3 separate regions of the Mus musculus genome follow, and regions 1 and 3 are each linked to region 2. A link is a loop called in an ENCODE intact Hi-C map of the cell type or tissue named here. Cell type or tissue: heart. All regions are shown on one strand. Each heading gives the region's core, and the rest is flanking DNA. Links, peaks and the distances in the headings are about the cores only. Region 1 holds the start of Sirt4 (sirtuin 4). Region 2 holds the start of Rab35 (RAB35, member RAS oncogene family). Region 3 holds the start of Gm24265 (a small nuclear RNA gene).

Region 1 (6,419 bases), core at 472-5,471, 150 kb after region 2:
GAGGCAGAATCTGACAGCGTGTCGATAAACTCGGAGTTCCAGTTCTTCCACCAGGCTGGGAGCAAGCAGGTGCCAGCCGTCCGATTGCTCTCTGCTCGCCTTTGTGCTGGGAGGAGAGTTTATGTGGGTACTGGAATCCAGACATAGGTCTTCATGCTTCAGCTGTAATTCTGAGCCTCAGGGCCATCTCCCCAGCATCCACGATCTATTTTGCTGTTTAGAATAAGAACACTGTGTGTGCATGTGGGCCAAAAGTGGAGTTGGCGCTCTCCTCCCTCGATCCAGGGGGTCAAAGTTGGGTTGTCAAGTGGCAGAGCTTCACCTGCCTAGCCACCTGGCAGACCCCTATCAATCTTTAACTTATAGCAGGAAATTTAATTACTTTGCAGTGGAAGTGGACGTGGGCACTTAGGAGGAAAACCAATCAAATCTGCGAACCGTGTTGGCACACATCGTTCAGTTCATCAAAGTTCTAGGGAGGCGGAGGCCGGTGAATCTCCATGAATTCAAGGCCAAGCGTGGTCTACATAAGGAGTTCCAGGCCAGCCAAGGCTACATAGTGAGAACCCATCTTAAAACAAACACAAAACAAAGGGGGCAATTATTTATTATTAAAAGTGTCAAAAAAAATTCTGGGCGTGGTGGCGCACTCCTTTAATCCCAGCACTCAGGAGGCAGAGGCAGGCGGATTTCTGAGTTCGAGGCCAGTCTGGACTACAGAGTGAGTTCCAGGACAGCCAGGGCTAAACAGAGAAACCCTGTCTCGGAAAACCAAAAAAAAAAAAAAAAAAAAAAAGTGTCAGACTATACATTAACACCCTGTCTCAGAAAAACAAAAACAAAAAACAAAGAAAGGGTCTTTTGGGGAGGGGTTGGGAGAGCTGAAGAGGTGGCTCACTGGTTAAGAGCATTGCTTCTCACCAGGTGGTGGTGGAGCACGCCTTTAATCCCAGCACTTGGGAGGCAGAGGCAGGTGGATCTCTGAGACCAGCCTGGTCTACAGAGTGAGTTCCAGGAAAGCCAGGGCTATACAGAGAAACCCTGTCTCGAAAACACCAAAACAAACAAACAAGAGCATTGCTACTCTTGCAGGGGGACTCAGATTCCATCCCGAGCACCCACAGGGCAGTTCACAACAGGTTGTCACTCAAGTTCCAGGGGATCTGACGCCCTTTTATGGCCGTCAGGAGCTCCTCCTGTATGCATGAAGGTAAAACACACACATTATTAAAAAAAAAAAAAAACCAGTCTATTTTAAAAAGCGTCTTGGATGGAGAAATGCCCGCTAGTGTGAATTCAGGGCTACCCAGGGCTGGGCTAACGCGCTGACACCGAGCTATAGCCCCAGTGCTCTTACAGTATTATTTTGAGTCCGAGGTCTCACTAAGTCACCCAGACTGGCCTTGAACTCGTGATTCTTCCGCCTAAGCCTATTGAGTGGCAGATTATTGTCCTGTGCTACTAGTGAAAGAGTTTCTTTAAGAGAGCGAATTCCTAAATTAGGACTGCTTGGATCCTCTTTCGCACGCAGGACATGGGAAATATTAACCACTTCTTTGGTGGCACAAGCCTCTAATCCGAGCACTTGGGAGGTGGAGCCAGGAGGATCACGGATTTGGAGTCAGACAAGGATATGTCAGACCCTCTCTCAGCAAACAACACAAGCCACAAACAAACAAACACTACAAGAACCTCAAAAGGCAATCATTGCCCCAGGCGTCAGCAGCATATCCGGAACCTTAACTGAGCTGAGCAGGAAAGACAGCGGGCAATCCGTAGAGGAGCGCCCAAGAATCTTGGCGTGGGAGACACGTAGGATTCTGGGACTTGTAGTTTTCTTCCAACTAGATCGGCTTCGCGGACTACATTTCCCAAGATGCACACGTAACAAGCGAGTCCCACTGTTGGGTGAGAATTGTGGAAGGTAAGTGTTCTGATCCGGCTGAAGGTTTCCCGCTGAGCATTCTTACTAGGGATTCCATCTGTCTCTTTTGTTCTCGAGGGGACAAGGAGGATTTATCCCGGCAAAACCCGACTGTTTAGCCGTTCACACGTAGCTGGGAAATCTCATGGAGAAAGCAGGGTCCTGAGCTCTTCTTGGATAGGAAGCCAAGCCTAAATATGTGTGCCTATCACTCGATAGCTCCGCATTATGTCAAAGACTGTGTCAAAGGCTTGTCTTTACAACTAGAAAACCAGACAGGCAAGTTTGTATGCCTTGATTTTTATGTGTCCAAGTAGCAGAATTTACAATGCAGGGTAAGCAGACAGAGTGATTACTTAGCGTCCATCCCAGAGGCCCTGGATTTGGTACCGAGAACCGTGTAGAAAAAGACAAAACAAAACTGACATACTAAAATTAAAAAATCTTTTGGAGAAATGATATAATTCGGTTTAGTTGTATTCCTTGGCCTGGGCTACAGGGAATTCTGTCTCAAGTAATGATAATAATAATAATAATAATATCTGATTTAAACCAAGTAGAGTTATAGAACAAATAGTCCCATGAGAGATAATATTAACAAAAATATAAATATTACTAAAACATGTTTATATTAGTAGCAGGTGAAAAATAATGGGCTATTAAAAGTCTGTTTTTTAGGGCTGGAGAGATGGCTCAGTGGTTAAGAGCACCCCCTGCTCTTCCAAAGGTCCTGAGGTCAACTCTCAACGACCACAAGGTGTCTCACAACCATCTCTGATGAGTTCTTCCCTCTTCTGGGAAGTAGGTGTACGCGCAGGTTGACCATTCATATACATAAAATAAGTAAAAAAAAATTTTTTTAAAGTTTGTTTTAAAAAATATTTAATTTTTTAAAATTAAATTTTATTTTATGTGTTTGGGTATTTTACCTGCGCGTGTATTTGCGCATCCCTTTTATTCCTCGGCGCTTGCAGAGCGCAGACGAGGGCCTGAAACTGGAGTTAAAGATAGTTGTAAGTCACCATTGTAGGTGCTGAGAATTGAAGGGCTTCCGGACGAACCGTCCTCCCTTCTGTTTCCCCAGTGCTACAATCCCAGGCCGGGGCCACCGTGGCAAAATTTTCATAGTCGAATAGAGTTCCGGTGTCTATCAATTGGTGGGTTAACTTGACTTGTAAAACCCAGCTGCTCTCATGGATTTCTTTCTCTCCAGAATAAGAATGAGCGGATTGACTTTCAGGCCGACAAAGGGCCGTTGGATCACCCACCTCAGCCGGCCGCGTTCTTGTGGACCCTCGGGGTTATTTGTGCCGCCCAGCCCTCCTTTGGACCCTGAAAAGATCAAAGAGTTACAGCGCTTCATTAGCCTTTCCAAGAAACTCCTCGTGATGACAGGCGCGGGGATCTCCACCGAGTCCGGCATCCCAGACTACAGGTCAGAAAAGGTGGGACTTTACGCCCGCACTGACCGGAGACCCATCCAGCACATTGATTTCGTCCGCAGTGCTCCGGTCCGCCAGCGGTACTGGGCCCGAAACTTTGTGGGCTGGCCTCAATTCTCCTCTCACCAACCCAACCCAGCACACTGGGCTCTGAGCAACTGGGAGAGACTGGGGAAGCTGCACTGGTTGGTGACTCAGAACGTGGACGCTTTGCACTCCAAAGCAGGGAGTCAGCGGCTGACGGAGCTCCACGGATGCATGCACAGGTGCAGAAGTCTGCGGGGTTTGGCCCTAAGAAGACGTGTGGTCCCCCAGGTGAACGGCCCCTGGCTGTCTGGACCAGGGTTATCTTAAGATGGAGAGCAAGCAAAGGCTCCCGGAGCAAGTTGTTCTCTTTGGAGTTAGGCCCAGTGAACTGAGGAGAGGAAGTAGGGACGGGAGCAGGGGAGGGAGCAAGCCAGGAGAGGATGCTTTCTGCCTGGCTCGGGTGCAGTGGTCACCTGGGCAAAGCTCTGAGCTCAGTCTCCCAGCACCAGGAAAAATAACGTGAGTGGGGTTGCGTCCTGCGGTGGCTCTAGCCCAGGACTTCAGACTTATTTCAGAAAGAGCCACTGTGAGGTTGATGGGTAGTGTTGTTAACCCTGAGTTTGGGTTGAAAAAAAGAAAGAATTATTTCACCAAAAGAAAGCTTTTGCCTCCTCCTCCTCCTCTTCCTCCTCCTCCTCCTCTCCTTCCTCCTCCTCCTCCCCCTCCTCCTCTTCCTCCTCCTCCTCTTCTTCTTTTCTTCTTCTCACCAAAAGAAAGTTGTTATTGTCTTCTTCTCTTCCTCCTCCTCTTCTTGTTTGTTTGTTTGTTTGTTTTTGTGACAGAGTGTCTCTGTGTAGCCCGGATATCCTGGAACTCACTCTGTAGAACAGGCTAGTTTTGAACTCAGAGAGTTACTCCTTCCTCTGCTTCCTGAGCACTGGTATTAAGGTGTGTGCCACCACCACACCTGCCCCCCCCCTTTTTTTTGAGACAGGGTGTCTTATATCCCTGGCTGCCTTGGAACTTGCTATGTGGCTAAGGATGATCGTGACTTTGTATTTGTGTATATTCTGGTATGTGAGCACATGTGGGGACCAGAGGTGGAAATGTCTTCCTTAGTTGTCTCCACCAGTTGATGGGCTGGCAAGTCCCAGGTATCCTCCTGTCTCTGCTCCCTGGAGTTGCGGCGATAGGCCTTTCCTTTTGCATGGGTGTTGGGGTCTGAACTCAGGTTCTCATGTGTGCATAGCAAGCACTATTCCAAGTGAGACATCTTCTTTATATTTCTTTTTTCTTTTTTCTTTCTTTTTTTTTTTTTTTTTTTTTTTTTTTTGAGTCAGGGTTTCTCTGTGTAGCCCTGGCTGTCTTGGAACTCACTCTGTAGACCAGGATGGCCTGGAACTCAGAAATCCCCCTGCCTCTGCCTCCCAAGGGCTGGGATCAAAAGCTGCACCACCACTGCCCGGCTTCTTTAAATTTCTTAATTTCTGACCCTCCTGCCTCCACTTCCTGCTTGCTGGGGTTACAAGTGTGGGGCACCCACCTGCCTTAGGGGGTGCTGGGGATCCAACCCAGGGCTTTGTGCCTACTAGGTAAAAAACGCTACCAACCTAATGGCATCCCCACCCTTCAAAAGGTGTCTTTAAATGAAGTGGTAGTGACAGTTATTATAATGGACAGAGCAAGTGTGGAGGGGCACGGGATTGTGTACTAAGGAAATGAGGGTAGAGTATATGTTGATGCATTAAGGACAAAACCACTCGAATGGAATCTAGAGCAGTGGCTCTCAACCTTAACACAGCAACCCTCTAATACATCACATTGTGGTGACACTTGGCCGTAAAATTATTTTTGTGGCTACTTCATAACTATAATTTTGCTAATGATATGAATCCTAATGTAACTATCCATGTTTTCTTTTATTATTTTTATTATTTATCTTATGTATGAGTACACCAGAGCTGTCTTTAAGACATACCAGAAGAGGGCATCGGATCCCATTACAGATGGTTGGGAGCCACCATGTGGTTGCTGGGAATTGAACTCAGGACCTCTGGAAGAGCAGTTAGTGCTCTTACCCGCTGAGCCATCTCGCTAGCCCACTAGCTGCGTTTTTTCTGATGGTCCTAGGCGACTCAAGGTGTCTGGACTCACAGGTTGAGAACCTTGCAAAGGGGAGAAAGGAGAACACTTGGATGTCCTAAAATGGGACGGGGGGGGGGGGGTTGGAAAAGAAAGTCACTGTTTTGGGGGAGGGGGACTAAAAATGGTCGGACTGCTCTGGCAGCTCCGCGGCTCCCAGGAATTATATTCAGCAGATTTCATATTTGTCTTTAGAGTCCTGTGCCTGAACTGTGGGGAGCAGACTGCCCGCAGGGTGCTGCAGGAACGCTTCCAAGCCCTGAACCCCAGCTGGAGCGCCGAGGCGCAGGGCGTGGCTCCCGACGGCGACGTGTTCCTCACTGAGGAGCAGGTCCGGAGCTTTCAGGTCCCGTGCTGTGATCGATGCGGCGGCCCTCTGAAACCGGACGTCGTTTTCTTTGGGGACACGGTGAACCCAGACAAGGTTGACTTTGTGCACCGGCGTGTGAAAGAGGCGGACTCCCTACTGGTGGTGGGATCATCCCTGCAGGTACCTGACTCTGTCAGGGTGGCAGTTGCCTTTGCCCATCCTACAGGGTGAGAACTAGAAGTTCCTTCTTATTTGGGTTTCACTTCGCGAGTGTGTGCGAGTGTACGCATGCGTACATGTTGAACTATAACCGGCAAGGTCCTTTTATTTATTTATTTTTATTTATATGAGCACACTGTAGCTGTTTGCAGACATACCGGAAGAAGGCATCAGATTCCATTAGAGATGGGTTGCTGGGAATTGAACTCAGGACCTCTGGAAGAGCATTCAGTGCTCTTAACCACTGAGCCATCTCGCCAGCCAGCCCCCACCTCAGCACCTTTTTATCCTTTTTGTTTGTTTGTTTGTTTCCGTTTCTGAGGCTGCGGGTGGGTTCTTTCCCGGGATCTAGAGC
Region 2 (6,419 bases), core at 937-5,936:
GTATAAGGAAAAGATGCCCATGTCCAGGGAATACATTCCAGAAGTGTGTACCACATTGCAGAGGGGGGGGGAGGAGAACTTAGACTTGAAAGCCGCTACACTAGGATCCGGTGAGGCCCGCTGCCTGCCAGCCCAATGCCGCCTGCTCTCAGGGTTAGCACATGGGATTAGAACTCACAGCTCTGCTGCTAAAGCTTAGGGCAGCGAAGGCTTCTCCTCTGAGCCTTGGTTTCCTTATCTGACAAACCACAGAGACCATGGGTGAGCATCAGATAACAGAGTGTCTGTGGATCAGTTGATACACCTTCAGAAGCACACAGTCAAGGGGCCAGGGCAATCAGGCGGTGATGTCATGGTCCCTGCTCCCTGGCTTCCATCTCCCAGGTTCCTGAGTGTCATCTCCGTGGCAGGAGAAACCCAACAGCATAGTGTCTCCTCCTTCCCCATAAGCTGGGCCTGCACTCACACCGAATCTGGAGCTAGTCACACACAGACTGACCAGTGAGTCCTGTCCCCACACCTGACTTCTGAGCAAAAAGAAAAAAAAAAAAAAAAAATCAATACACCATGCGAGGTGCACCGTAAGAAAGCAGGCAGAAACCATTTCCTGGGTTTCACAGAAGAGAAAATGCCAACAAGCTACATCTTCTTGCTGAGTTTGGCCTTTCGAGTTTTGGATATTAACACTGGCCACGTCTTGAGGAGGGATAAAGACCTCTGACCACAGCGGGCTGACTTTAGCTCTGAAAGGAGAGAGATCACCATAATGTCAACAAACCCTCAAGAGCCCAGAAGAATGCCACTAGCTGGGTCCAAGTTCAAGTCTATCTACACAGCTTGCCTAGTTTTCTTTCATTCAAACCACTACAGGTCAGTCTTCCAGCTTTCCAACTCCGCTCCCAGACACAGCTATTCTTCTACCCCAATCCTTTAGGCCTTAGCATTTCCCGACACCTTCCCCCCCTAACAGCAACCCCCTAAGACTTCAGCCATCTTCCACCAGATCCAAACCACCAACCACATCCCAACCCAGCTTCTCCCGTGAGACCAAAATCCACTTATTTCCATGTCCGTCTATGACAGCGTCAGCCAACAAGCCTATATCCTGAGTCTCAGGGGGGACACGGAGCTCTAGTTCCTTGACAATACACAGGCTCTACCACCAACTTGGCTGTCTCAAGTCACATGACCCTCTCTATCCCACACTCCAGTCTGATCTATAAACTTAGCTGCTCGCCAGCCTCCTTCCTAAAACATCACATATTCCTGGCACCTCAGCTAAGCTCCCCTAAACATCCTGGGCCTGCCTCCCTGAACTCACCATCACCCCACAGGACCTGGTCACCTGCCATACTCCAAACACCTCTAAAATGCTTCATCCTTGGCCAGAAACCAGTGTGACTCTCATTCACTGACCAAATGCATTTAAGCACTGGGTACCAGAAGCTGATCTATGAATCAGAGATGGCGCGGTACTGAAAGGTGTGTGGTGTGTGTGTGTTTGTGTACACAAAGCACTTAAAATATTGAATGAAGCACCCGGGTAAGAGAACAGCAAACACTGTCCACCTACTGTGTGCCAAACACTAGTCCCCTCATTAAGTGTGTGCTCACATCAGCCTTGGCAGGCAAATCTACCACTCCCATTCCACAGATGAGAACTGAACCTTGCTGAGACTTAGTAACAATTCTAAAGGAATGCGCTCATGGCTGTACCTGCCGCACCTCATCCAAGCGCACGGCAACCCGGAGACGGGTCCTGGAAATACCCCCATTTCACGGAGCGCTGAGTCTTCACAGGGCGACTCATGCTGCTAACACTGTGAGTTACTTAGAGGTTACTTTATGCCGGGTCAGGCGCTTTTCCCTACTTTCAGCTCACCGAATCATCCCACCGCTCAGCTTAACAAGTCCCCACTTCTCAGATGCAGGAACTGAGGCTCAAGGGAGGCGAGACAACTCGCCCAAGGTCACAGAGCGGCAAAAGCTTGCCTCCCCGGGACTCGAACCCGGCTCTCTCCAACTCCAGCGATCGCGCGACTTGACCAAGGTCACACGTGAGGCAGGAACGAGCGCCGGGGCCGTGCGTGCATCCCGCGCCCTCGGTGCCCCCCGCCCCGCCGAGGAGCCACCCCGGAGTCCCCTCGCTGCGGCCCCCCCGGGGCCTGCGACCCCGCCGAGCTCCGCGCCTCCCGCCCCGCGCGGGCCGCGCCTCCTCGCTCGCTCGCCCGCCCGCCCCGCTCGCCCGCCCGCCCCGAGGCCCCCGCGGGCCGCGCCCGGCAGGGCCCACACCGCCTCCGGCCCCTGCGGCCCTCACCGCTGTCGCCGATGATGAGCAGCTTGAAGAGGTGGTCGTAGTCCCGGGCCATGGCGGGCGGGGGCGGCGGGCGGGCGGGCGCGCGCGCGCGGGCGGGCAGGCGAGCTGGGCGGGCGGGGTCGGTCCTGGCCTCGCGATCCGCAGCTCCCTCCCGGCTGCTCCGGCAGCGGCGGATCCACTTCCCGAACAAACAGCCGGAACTGACAGAAACACCTCCCTCCGCTCCCCCACCTCCGCCTCCTCCTCCTCCTCCTCAGCAGCCGCCGCCGGTGCCGCCGCCTCCCTCCTTCCCGCCCCGCCCCGCCACTGCGCAGGCGCGGGGGCTGGAACCGCCTCTGCGCAGCCGCAGCCCCGGCCAGCCGCGCCCTCTCCGCGCACGCGCAGTGCGCTACGCTCGCCGGCCGAGGTCCGAGTGAGCTAGCGAGCGAGCGAGCGAGCGAGCGCCGTCGCTGCGGATCCCCGGGAGAACCGAACCGTTTAGCAGGGCCCGACGGAAGAGAGGTGACAACCGGCCGCAGGGCTGAAGCCTGGAGGTCAGCGCTGGGGAGGAAGTCGTCCCCCGAGCACCACGATCCCGGACGCCCGACCCCCTGGCGGAACGGGTAGCGGTTCCGGATTGGGATCCGTGGGGCGTATGCACCCTGCTCGCCAGCGCTTCTGCTCCTTCTGCCTCAGTTTTCCGGACGCAGCGCGGAGCCAGCCCCACGTTTTTTTCCAGTTGGAGCGGAAGCCCACCTGCCCGTCCCCGAGAGCTGTCGCTGCCATCGCCATCCTCCCTGCAGGTCTGCAGGGATTGCCCCATCCCTGTGGTTTTTTACTTTTTCCAGACAAGTTCTCAAGTATCCCAGGGTGGCTTCCTGACTCTCTCGAGTAGCCGAGGATAACCATATACTTCTGATCCCACCTGTACCTCCTGAGTCCTGTTTTAATGTGGTGCTGAGACTCGAACCCATGGCTTCGCAGATGCTAGGCAGACGCTTTTCGAGCTGAGCTCCACCCCCAGCCTCTTTGTCCCTGCTTCTTCTTGCCCTCCAGTGCTTTCCAGCCAAGCACCTGTTGGGGATACTGCCCACTCCTAATCTTTCCCCGTAAGAAGCAGTGCTAGTGTTTAAAACAAAACAACAACAAAATACAGACGCTTACTGAATTCAAAGTTGACATTAGTTTTCCTTTAAAGTTTCTTGGACAGCATGAAACACTTACTAGTCTAATGGATACATGTTTTCCCATACATTTCAGAGTATCTAAGCACCCATGTGCCTCTCGCAGTTCACCGGTATGCCGCCATCAATCATTTAACTGCCTCGTCACCACGTGGTACCCCCATCTGATGGTTGTACTATTCCTTAACAATTCCGCTGCTGGTAGATTTATGCAGTTCATAATTTTCTTGTTATTCAAGGTACTGCAGGTCCTTGAACAGCACACACAGTGTCTGATCTAGGCCTTGCTTGAACTCTTTATTTCCCTGAAGCAAGCCTGGTGATGTCAGATGAACACGAGCCTAGAATCATAAGATACTGGCTGAGGAGAGACGCTGGCTGTGTTGTGTTCTTGATTGAAAACTCCTGGGACTGGCCAGGTTCCTGCTATTCCTTTGATTGGCATTTTTTAAGAAACAGGGAAGGGGCTGAGGAATGGCTCAGCAGTTAAGAACACTGGCTGCTCCTCCGGAGGAACCTGGTTAAATCCTCAGCCCCTCCCACCCCCCATGGCGCCTTACCAGGATCTGTAACTCCAGTCTCAGAACTGATGTCACCCTCCGGCCTTGGCTGACACTTGAGACATGTGGTCTGTAGACTCAAACTAACATTCAGGTACATAACAGAAAAACCTCAAAACATTTTAGAGGGGCTGGAGAGATGGCTCAGCGGTTAAGAGCACTCTGGCTGCTCTTCCAGAGGTCCTGTGTTCAATTCCCAGCAACCACATGGTGGCTCACAACCATCTGTAATGGGGTCCGATGCCCTCTTCTGGTGTGTCTGAAGATAGAGACTGTACTCACATGCATAAAGTAAATAAATAAATCTTTAAAAAAAAAAAAAAAAAAAACATTTTAGAGGAGACAGATGGAAAGCAAGAAGTCTTAGGATTAGGGTAGACTTCAGATAAGCACTCCACGTCTCCCTGGCACCTAAAGCATCGGGTCAGGTCATCTTCATGCCTGCTCCTAGGTTGAAAAGATTGCAGTTTCAATGCCAGCTTTGAAATCCACCCCTGAATAGCTTCTGGATAGTCAAGGGGCCTCAGAGTCTGTTTCCTCAGAATACTGTAAATGTGAGGCTATGCATCGTCAGTCACAGGGACCAATGTTAGTCATTCTGCAAGGGCTCGCTCATCATCGAGCTGTTTCCTATAGGGGACTTCCCACAGTCCCAGAGCAGCAACCTGTCAACACAGGACTCTCTGGGGAGTGAAGCAGAACAGCTCTAGGGAGATGAGATTCCCAGTTCTGCCCCATCCATATGTCACCTGGAACCCAGTGGGTGTTAATTCCTGCCTTTATTCTGTAACTATGTAATGGCCTCTTACCATTTACTATACTATACTATACTGTACTGTACTGTACTATACTATACTGTACTATACTTCAGAGGACACAGACTGTCTCTGTTAGCAAGAGGGAAGGAGAAGAGTCCGTCACAAAGATTTCATGGTGACACCAGAACAGAGGCACACTTTGAATGTCAGCTGTATTCAGACAGCCGCTGTCACACCCTGTGAGAATCATCAATTTTGGCTTGGAGGGGGGAATTCCCTGAGGCCAGGGTATGCTTCTGGAATCCCAAAATGAGTCTCCCAGCAAACGCTCTGAAAACACTGTCTAATGTTTACCTGGCTGCAGTCAATGAAGAGTTCTTTCCAAAAACGCATGTGTCGTGTGTCGCGTGTGAACTGCTGCAGGCTGGTCAGGACAGCCCGCAGCTAGAGACCTTGTCCCCATGTCCCGGGCTACAGCTTATCTTCCTACCTTAGAGCTAACTCCGGAGATCCCCATCAGAAGAGCAGCACTGCAAAGCTGTGTCACAGACCCGCGGCAGGAGCACCGCGGTGGTGAGCGGGGCTGGGCAGTTACAAATGAGACAAACAGTGACAGGCAGACAAAGCTGCTTTTTCAACATCACCTGGTAGCTGGATCCATGCAACAAATTCAATTTGTTGACTCATTAATTCAATAAATACGGGTGTGCTTACTAGATGCACCCAGAAGCCAAACACCACCCACAGCTTCTTCATAGTAGGGGAGCGAATCAGTAATCTGTCCAACTGTTAGTGGGGCTGGAGAGGTGTTTCTGTAGCGGAGGAGCACTTGCTCTTGCAGGCGACAAGGTTTGGTCCCCAACACCCACACAGCAGCTAGCGACCAATGACTATGACTCTCAGGCTCCAGGAGAACAGACACCCTCTATTAACTTCTCTAGGAACCAGGCACGCATGTGGTGCAGAAACGTACATGCAAACTGCCCCTGTACGTTAAAAAAAAAAAAAATCTTTCTAAATTAAAAAAAAAAAACAAAAAACAAAAACCTGCCACAATTATTGGGACTTACTTCATGCCTGGCACTTAGCATCCAGAGACTTAGCAGTAAGCGAAATTTAAAAACCTACCTTCGAGGTGTTTGGGAGTACAGGCCACGGGGATGACAGAAGGAAGTGTAGCATATGAGGGACAGGGAGCCAAAGCAGCTCGGGGTGGCAGGCCTCTACTCTTCAACCTCGCAGTGAACAGTAAGCAGGGAGGCGGAGACCAACCAGGGTTCCTCAGAGGTCCAGAAGGAGGGATGGGATGTGAGGCTGCAGGGTAGAGAAGAGGGGGCCCCTGAGGGCTTGGGGAAGGGTAGCACCCTGAAGTCTGCAGTGCTGGGGTTAGGTCAGCACGGGGACCTGCGGTATCTGGGTAAATCTGAGGGCTGTGGTCATGCAAAAATGTGGAAGTGAACATAAAAACCACACCAAGCCTCTGTGTGGCTCTACCGAGTGATCCAGGGGCTGTGTGCACGCTGGGCAGGCGCTCCACCAGCTGAGCTATTATCATCGGGCTTCCTAGTTTATCATCATCATCATCATCTTATATGGTTTTTAAAAAAGATTTATTTATTTT
Region 3 (6,419 bases), core at 880-5,879, 140 kb after region 2:
ACTATACCATGTGGCTGGTCTCTCAGCGGGAAGGGATGCCTTAGCATGGGCCCACTGAGGCACCCCTCCCCCCATTCCTGACTGCACCTCCATAGAACATAATCTTATACCTCTCTATCTTTTTATAAACACATCAATGTGTATTGGTGTTTTGCCTACATGTCTGTGTGACAATGTTAGACTTACAGAGAGCTGTTTGCTCCCATGTGGGTGCTGGGAATTGAACCTGGGTCCTCTAGAAGAGCAGCCAGTGCTCTTAACCCACTGAGCCATCTCTCTACCCCACCCCCCAAGCCTGTGTTTTTAACATTCCAGGTTCCCCTAGTGATTAACTGTGAGCCCAAGGACCTCTGTGTCTCCCACAGGTAGGGCTATTGTATCCAGTTCACACCTAGTTTATATACTGGGAAACTGAGGCTCATAAGTGAAGTCACCTGCCCACAGCCATGGAGCTGACAAGTGAGAAGGCCAGGCTAGAGTCCAGGGCTGTCTCACGGGAGACACCTGGAAAGGACGTGGCTCCCCTCAAAACCCTGGTCTCTATCACGGTTGTGCTTCCAGAAGAGTGGCAGGAACTCTCAATGACCTCTGACCTCAGCAGAAGACTGGAGGGAAGCCCATGCCTCCTCCCTTACCTGACTTCTATCTCACCTCCAGTCTCAGGTGGTGCCTGGATCTGAATCCAGAACCTAGGACATAGAAAGATTGCACTCTCTCCCTAAGCTCGAGCCCAGCACAGAGGAACATATCTCCTCCCCGAGGCAAAGATTCCTGGCTCCACAGATGCTAAAACCCTGCTAGAATCCACCTTGTTCTCTTTGTCCTGGGAATTCCTCAGTTCACAGCTTGCCTACCCCCTCCTCCAGGCAGCCTTCAGTGACTACCACCAGGACTTGTACTCTTGGCACCATGATCTCACCACTGTGCCAGGCAGTATGCTTGCAAGCTCCGTCCCTATGCAGCACACCATGCCTTGGTCTTGAAGGCACTTGTCACTACCTGGGAAGTTTATTATCTATATATTTGCCCAGACCCAGTCCCCAGACATTCTGAGTCAACTGGTCTGGAATGTAGTCTGAGTATTAGGATTTTTTCCCCCTTCCTTCTCTTCTTCTATACTTCAGGATTAAAAAAAAAAAAAAAAAAAAAAAAAGCAAAAAACAAAAAACTCTGTAGGCAATTGGCAGACAGGGTAGAGACCTATGGCCTCTGAGAAAGAACATGACGCCCCCTCTATAGCCGTGGGCAGCAAGACACAGAGACACTAATTGTGTGGCCTAGGGTCACAGAGCTAGTGAATCATGGAGCCAGATTAGAACACAGAAAGTGTGACTTCAAAGTATGATGGGGAGTGGTGGGGGGTATCAATTGATCTCCTCAATTCCCCTAGTGACGGAGAAGAAGCCTTGGGGCTGTGGGGCAGCTCTGTTCTGAGACAGACTCAGGCCCCTCCAGCATGGGATATTTTTAACTGAGAAGCTGGTTCTTGCAAACATCCTGCAGCAACTTAAACACTGAGCAAATTGTTTAGGAGTGGCTGGGCCCTTTCTCCGCTGAGGTAGCCCTGGAGCCAGTCAGGGGGTCCAAGGCAAGCTTTGAAGACAGCGTTAGGGGTGGGAGGTGTGCGTGTGTGTGTGTGTGTGTGTGTGTTTATGTCTGATAAAGAGGAGAGGGTCAGTTTGGGATGGGTCCAGATTCCTCCTCCTTCTTCCCTCAGACACAAAGATTACTTCATCCAACCCAGCAGCCTTCCTCCCTGCTCCCAGCCGGGGAAAGTTTATCGCTCTATTCATTCACTACTTTTGGCCCAAATATATCAGCAAGCTTTCAGATGCCAAATTGGAAGTGTGCCTGCCTTTAAATTGTAAAAATAAAAACACATGGTCCTGAAAGTGGCGATCTCACTTATAGAAAATTCCTCACAAAATGGCCTACAAGGAAGCCAGGCACAGTGTGTAATCCCAGCACTTAGGAGATGGATGTAAGAGGATCAGGAGTGCAAGGCCATCTCCAGTTACATAGTGAGTTCAAAACTAGCCTAGGCTACATGAAACTGTCAGAGAAAGGGCAGGGGGTGGGGAGGGGGGAAGGAGAGGGGGGAAGAGGGAGACACATACATACACTTTCACACACACACACACACACACACACACACACACACACAGAGACACTGACTCATAGGGATGATGAAGCCACAAGGATATTCATTGTAACATTGCTTACACACACACACACACACACACACACACACACACACACACACACACACACACACACACAAGGACTGACTCATAGGGATGAAGACAGCCAAACTGGATGCTGAGATGCAAAATACGACCAAGACGCATTGCTTGATGGGAAGAGAATGGAAGTTGTAAAACAACATGTACACTCAGCCTTAGGCAGGTGTCCTTTATCTCAGCAGAGGGGCTGGGAGGTAGGGGGTGGGGCCAGAACAGCTCTGTGGGTCCCAGGTCTACAAGAACTACATCGTGAAATTAATACAGTCTTGCAATGATAGTCTGGGGGGAGGGGGGCGGGGTCTGGCTCAGGTTTGTTTACTTTGCCAGTTAAAGTATTAAGAGGCAGGAAAACCCCGGGCAGTGGCATATGCCTTTAATCCCAGGAGGCAGAGGCAGGAGGATTTCTGAGTTCGAGGCCAGCCTGGTCTACAGAGTGAGTTCCAGGACAGCCAGGGCTACACAGAGAAACCCTGTCTTGAAAAACCAACCAACCAAACAAACAAAAACAAAAAAGCACCTCCTCAAAATGTCCTGTACAAAATAATATAATATAAAATGAAATCACGTTGAGGTGGATAGAAATAATTTGGAATTCTAGATCTGCTACAGTATAACCAGAACTTCCCAGAGGCTGAGCCCCAATTAATAGTAAATTAAGCTAGTTTTGCCAGAATGGGACGGTGGGACTGTGTCCTCAGAATGACCCAGTGGGAGACAGCCACACCAGCAGTGGAGGAGACCCGGGTGGACATTGAGCTCTTTGGGAAATTGAACAGTTATGACGCGCAGATCCACCATCCTTCTCTTCAGGATTATATTGCCCTGGAAAAGTCCCTGCCCCACACAGGAGCGCGGTATGTAAATCACAGAGCCCCATCCCGGAGCACCTCCCTTACTCCGTGCTGATACACGAAGCTCGTGACCGTTCGCATAGTCAAGCATGCCTTTGAGATCACCTACTTGCTCACTGGTAAAAATTCCTCTGCGGGTACTGGTGACTGCCACCGTCCACAGTGGGCCCCCGGGGACGCCTCAACAGGCATTGCATGAGCCGGGACAGGAGGGCTGCGGGCTGTGGGTGTGTCCCCGCCTGGTGATTCAGGCCATCTGGCTGCTGTGCGCAGGTGCTCCTCGGACTCTTTCCGGAACATCCAGACCCTTGCCGAGCGTTTGGAGGATGAGCTCACCAGGGATCGCTGAGGACGCCTCCAACGCCTACGCGGTCAAAAAGCATGAGCAGGAGTGTGTGGCCAAGTCTAACCGATCACTTCCCGGCAGCTGCCTAGTAAACTGCGAGTCCTCTGGGACATTAAAAGACTTGTGCAACTCTAAACTTCAGCCCTTGGGAGACTGAGAGGCTATGTAGTGAGACCCCTGTGTGAAGGGATCTTCTTATTCTGCCCTCAGCCTCCTTGACTCAATTAACTAAAAATATTATTTATTTGATTATTGAGTTTTTGTCACCCTTAAGTTATGTACCTCAAATTAAAAAAAATAATAAAATGGGTCCTTCATTGGTATTGCAAATTCCTCTCCAAAGTGGTTTTACTATATTCCTTCCGCAAGCAGCTCTTCTCCTGTATATATGTATTTTACACACACACACACGCACGCATGTGTGTGTGTGTTTTGGTTTTTTAAAAAAGATTTTAGCTAACCTATTTTATGTATGTAAGTACCCGGTAGCTGTCTTCAGACACACCAGAAGAGGGCATCAGATCCCATTACAGATGGTTGTGAGCCACCTTATGGTTGCTAGGATTTGAACTCAGGACCTCTGGAAGAGAAGCCAGTGCTCTTAACCGCTGAGCCATCTCTCCAGCCCATGTGTGTATTTTTTGAGACGGGATCTCACTATGTAGACTTGCCTGAAAGTTGATTTGTAGACTTGCACTCACAGAGATCTGACTGCTTTTACCAGTGCTAGGATTCAAAGTGTGGGCCACCAGGGACAGTCTTATATGCATATATGTTAATTATATACGTATTTAGCAATGATATGCTAATAAGGATAGAACCCAGGGTCTCATGCATGCGAAGCAAGTGGTCTACCATTGAGATATAGCCTCAGTCCTCTTTGTTACTATTATTATTATTATTATTATTATTATTATTATTATTATTGTGTGAGTTCAGGTGCTCCTGTACCACGTGGAAGTCAAAGGACAGTTGGCCGCTGTCTGTTAATTCTTCGATGGGTTCCAGGCATCGAATACAGGTCATTAGGCTTGCATAGCGAGCACTTCTATCCACTGAGCTAACTCACCGGTTTATCTCTTAAAAAAATAACCCAAACAAACAAAAAAGCTGCTCAAGGTGAAACACACCTTTAATTCAGCACTTGGGAGGCAGAGGCAGGCGGATCAAGCAGGGCTACATAGCCAGGCACTGTCAAGGTTTTTTAAAAAAAACTCAGGCTTCCGGCCCAGAGCTTCAAGTATTCAGGGTTTCTGAAAGCCAGTTGTAATGTAAATCACCAGAATCAATGTTCGTTTTACCCTAATTTCAAAAGGTACTGGTGTTCGTGAAGTTCTTTCAGATAAAAAAAAAAAATTATTTCCTTATTGTGTGTGCGCATCTACACTAAACAATACCGCAAGGAAATTTGGAAAATCAGAGAGACGTAATACAAGTTTGTCAGTTGCTATAATGTTTACAGCCTATGCAGAGAATAAGCAAACTTGAAATTAAATAAATACAGGATAAAACAGAAAACTATAAAGTAGAATGCAAGTCTAATGTTTAAACATGAATATTCAGTCTCCGTAGAGACTGTCAAAAATTGCCAATGCCGACTATATTTCAAGTCGTCATGGCGGGGTATTGGGAAAAGTTTTCAATTAGCAATAATCGCGCCTCGGATAAACCTCATTGGCTACGATACTGCCACTGCGCAAAGCTGACGAGTAAGCGTGCTCGCTCAGCCTCCCAGGGCTGACGACTCCCATTTCAGTCACGGTGAGCTTCAGTCCACGCGCGACCTCCACGTGACGGGAGCGGAGCCCGGCGGTTCCATCTCGGTTATCTGCGTGGACACGTTCTTGCCAGTGGGTTATCTCGAGCCCGAACATCCGTGTTTTGCAAACTACGCGGCAGTCGCTTGGGATGCTGGGGACTCTTATGCAAATCGAGTCAACGTCATCGCGATGGCCTGGGTGGAGGCTCAACCGCAGCGGGAGAAGGAGGGTAAGCCAGAAGGGATGAAAGGACATGTGTCGTGACGGTCCGAAGCAGAGGCTGACCTCGGGGTGGTGGTTTAGAGGTCTGTAAACCTAGCACTCCGGAGGCGGAGACAGGAGGATTTGCTGAGTGTTGGGCCAGTCACTGATACAAGTTTGAGGAGACCGGAGGCGGAGACAGGATTGCTGCAGCCAGGGATAACAGACTTCTCAGTATAGCAGGAGAAAAAGGAAACCTTGTCAAGGAAATAGAAAACTAACACATAGGAAGACGGTAGGAAAAGCTGAAAAATGAAATTATCTTAACAAAAGTAAACTAGGATTCTATAACAATCTCTAAAAAGTAGCATGCTTTTTTTAAACCACAATTATTCAGTCTCCGTAGAGACTGTCAAAAATTGCCAATGCCGACTATATTGCAAGTCGTCACGGCGGGGTATTGGGAAAAGTTTTCAATTAGCAATAATCGCGCCTCGGATAAACCTCATTGGCTACGATACTGCCACTGCGCAAAGCTAAAGAACTCCCGCCCCAGCGCAACGTTCCTAGCAGACGAGGACCCTATTTCAAAAAGGGGGTTTCGAGCAAACGGGAAAACCCTCCATTATCGCTACCCTGGAAATGAGAGCAGCAAGGACATTCTCTTGGCATTCTCTATGTGATAGAACGGAGAGGCGTGCTGGTTTTATTTAAGATTTAAGCAGCGGAAATGAAGCAAAGCATTATGGGACCGAACATGCTAATAGACTGGTCTCCGAGCCTGCGGGTGGGGGGGGGGGGGGCGGGGGAAAGGAGCGGAGGCAACCGCCCGCGTCAAGGTGTAAAGTTGGGCTTAACGTTAACCACTTTTTCCAACGAGGCTTTCTTGTTTATGACTTTAGACACAAGAAAATACGCATATAAAGTCTAGAATAGCATCAAAGGTAGTGTTAACTATCTTAAGGATGATGTCAGCGTCGTTGACGACAGTCACATTCATTGTAAGAACCTGATCTTC

What was found. A loop is a pair of places that touch in the nucleus more often than their neighbours do. Peaks named below come from ENCODE experiments on the same cell type or tissue, not always from the same donor. Only the 100,000 strongest peaks of a DNase experiment are listed, where the experiment ranks them.
Region 1: it touches region 2 in a loop (2.9-fold over the local background); 3 of 42 quality-filtered maps call a loop at or near these places.
Region 3: a loop joins it to region 2, with 4 times the contacts of the local background. A loop is called at or near these places in 6 of 42 quality-filtered maps.

What each region holds. Positions count from the first base shown.
Region 1 is chr5:115,479,837-115,486,255 of GRCm38, reverse strand. Sirt4 (sirtuin 4) reads left to right here and starts at 1,772. Exons shown (of 5, transcript NM_133760.1): 1 at 1,772-1,924; 2 at 3,138-3,632; 3 at 5,731-6,025. The coding sequence starts at 3,145. It overlaps Gm42007 (a long non-coding RNA gene), which reads right to left and starts at 1,806. Exons shown (of 2, transcript XR_878704.2): 1 at 1,693-1,806; 2 at 1-213. In heart, for the core only: a CTCF peak has its summit at 2,666 (motif pointing left); DNase peaks (open chromatin) are centred at 1,065, 1,845, 3,175 and 3,495; H3K4me3 peaks cover 2,085 bases; H3K27ac peaks cover 1,040 bases; H3K27me3 peaks cover 2,133 bases.
Region 2 is chr5:115,628,097-115,634,515 of GRCm38, reverse strand. It overlaps Rab35 (RAB35, member RAS oncogene family), which reads right to left and starts at 2,529. Exons shown (of 6, transcript NM_198163.1): 1 at 2,318-2,529. The coding sequence starts at 2,369. It overlaps 1110006O24Rik (RIKEN cDNA 1110006O24 gene), which reads left to right and starts at 2,700. Exons shown (of 1, transcript NR_027810.1): 1 at 2,700-3,467. In heart, for the core only: a CTCF peak has its summit at 2,887; a DNase peak (open chromatin) is centred at 2,665; H3K4me3 peaks cover 2,674 bases; H3K27ac peaks cover 2,444 bases.
Region 3 is chr5:115,488,979-115,495,397 of GRCm38, reverse strand. Gm24265 (a small nuclear RNA gene) reads right to left here and starts at 5,939; the gene lies at 5,799-5,939. It overlaps Gm24407 (a small nuclear RNA gene), which reads right to left and starts at 5,144; the gene lies at 5,004-5,144. It also overlaps a transcript of Sirt4 not described here, the pseudogene Gm13836 and a transcript of Pxn not described here. In heart, for the core only: a CTCF peak has its summit at 3,956 (motif pointing right); DNase peaks (open chromatin) are centred at 2,487, 3,397, 4,497 and 5,447; H3K4me3 peaks cover 1,440 bases; H3K27ac peaks cover 2,080 bases.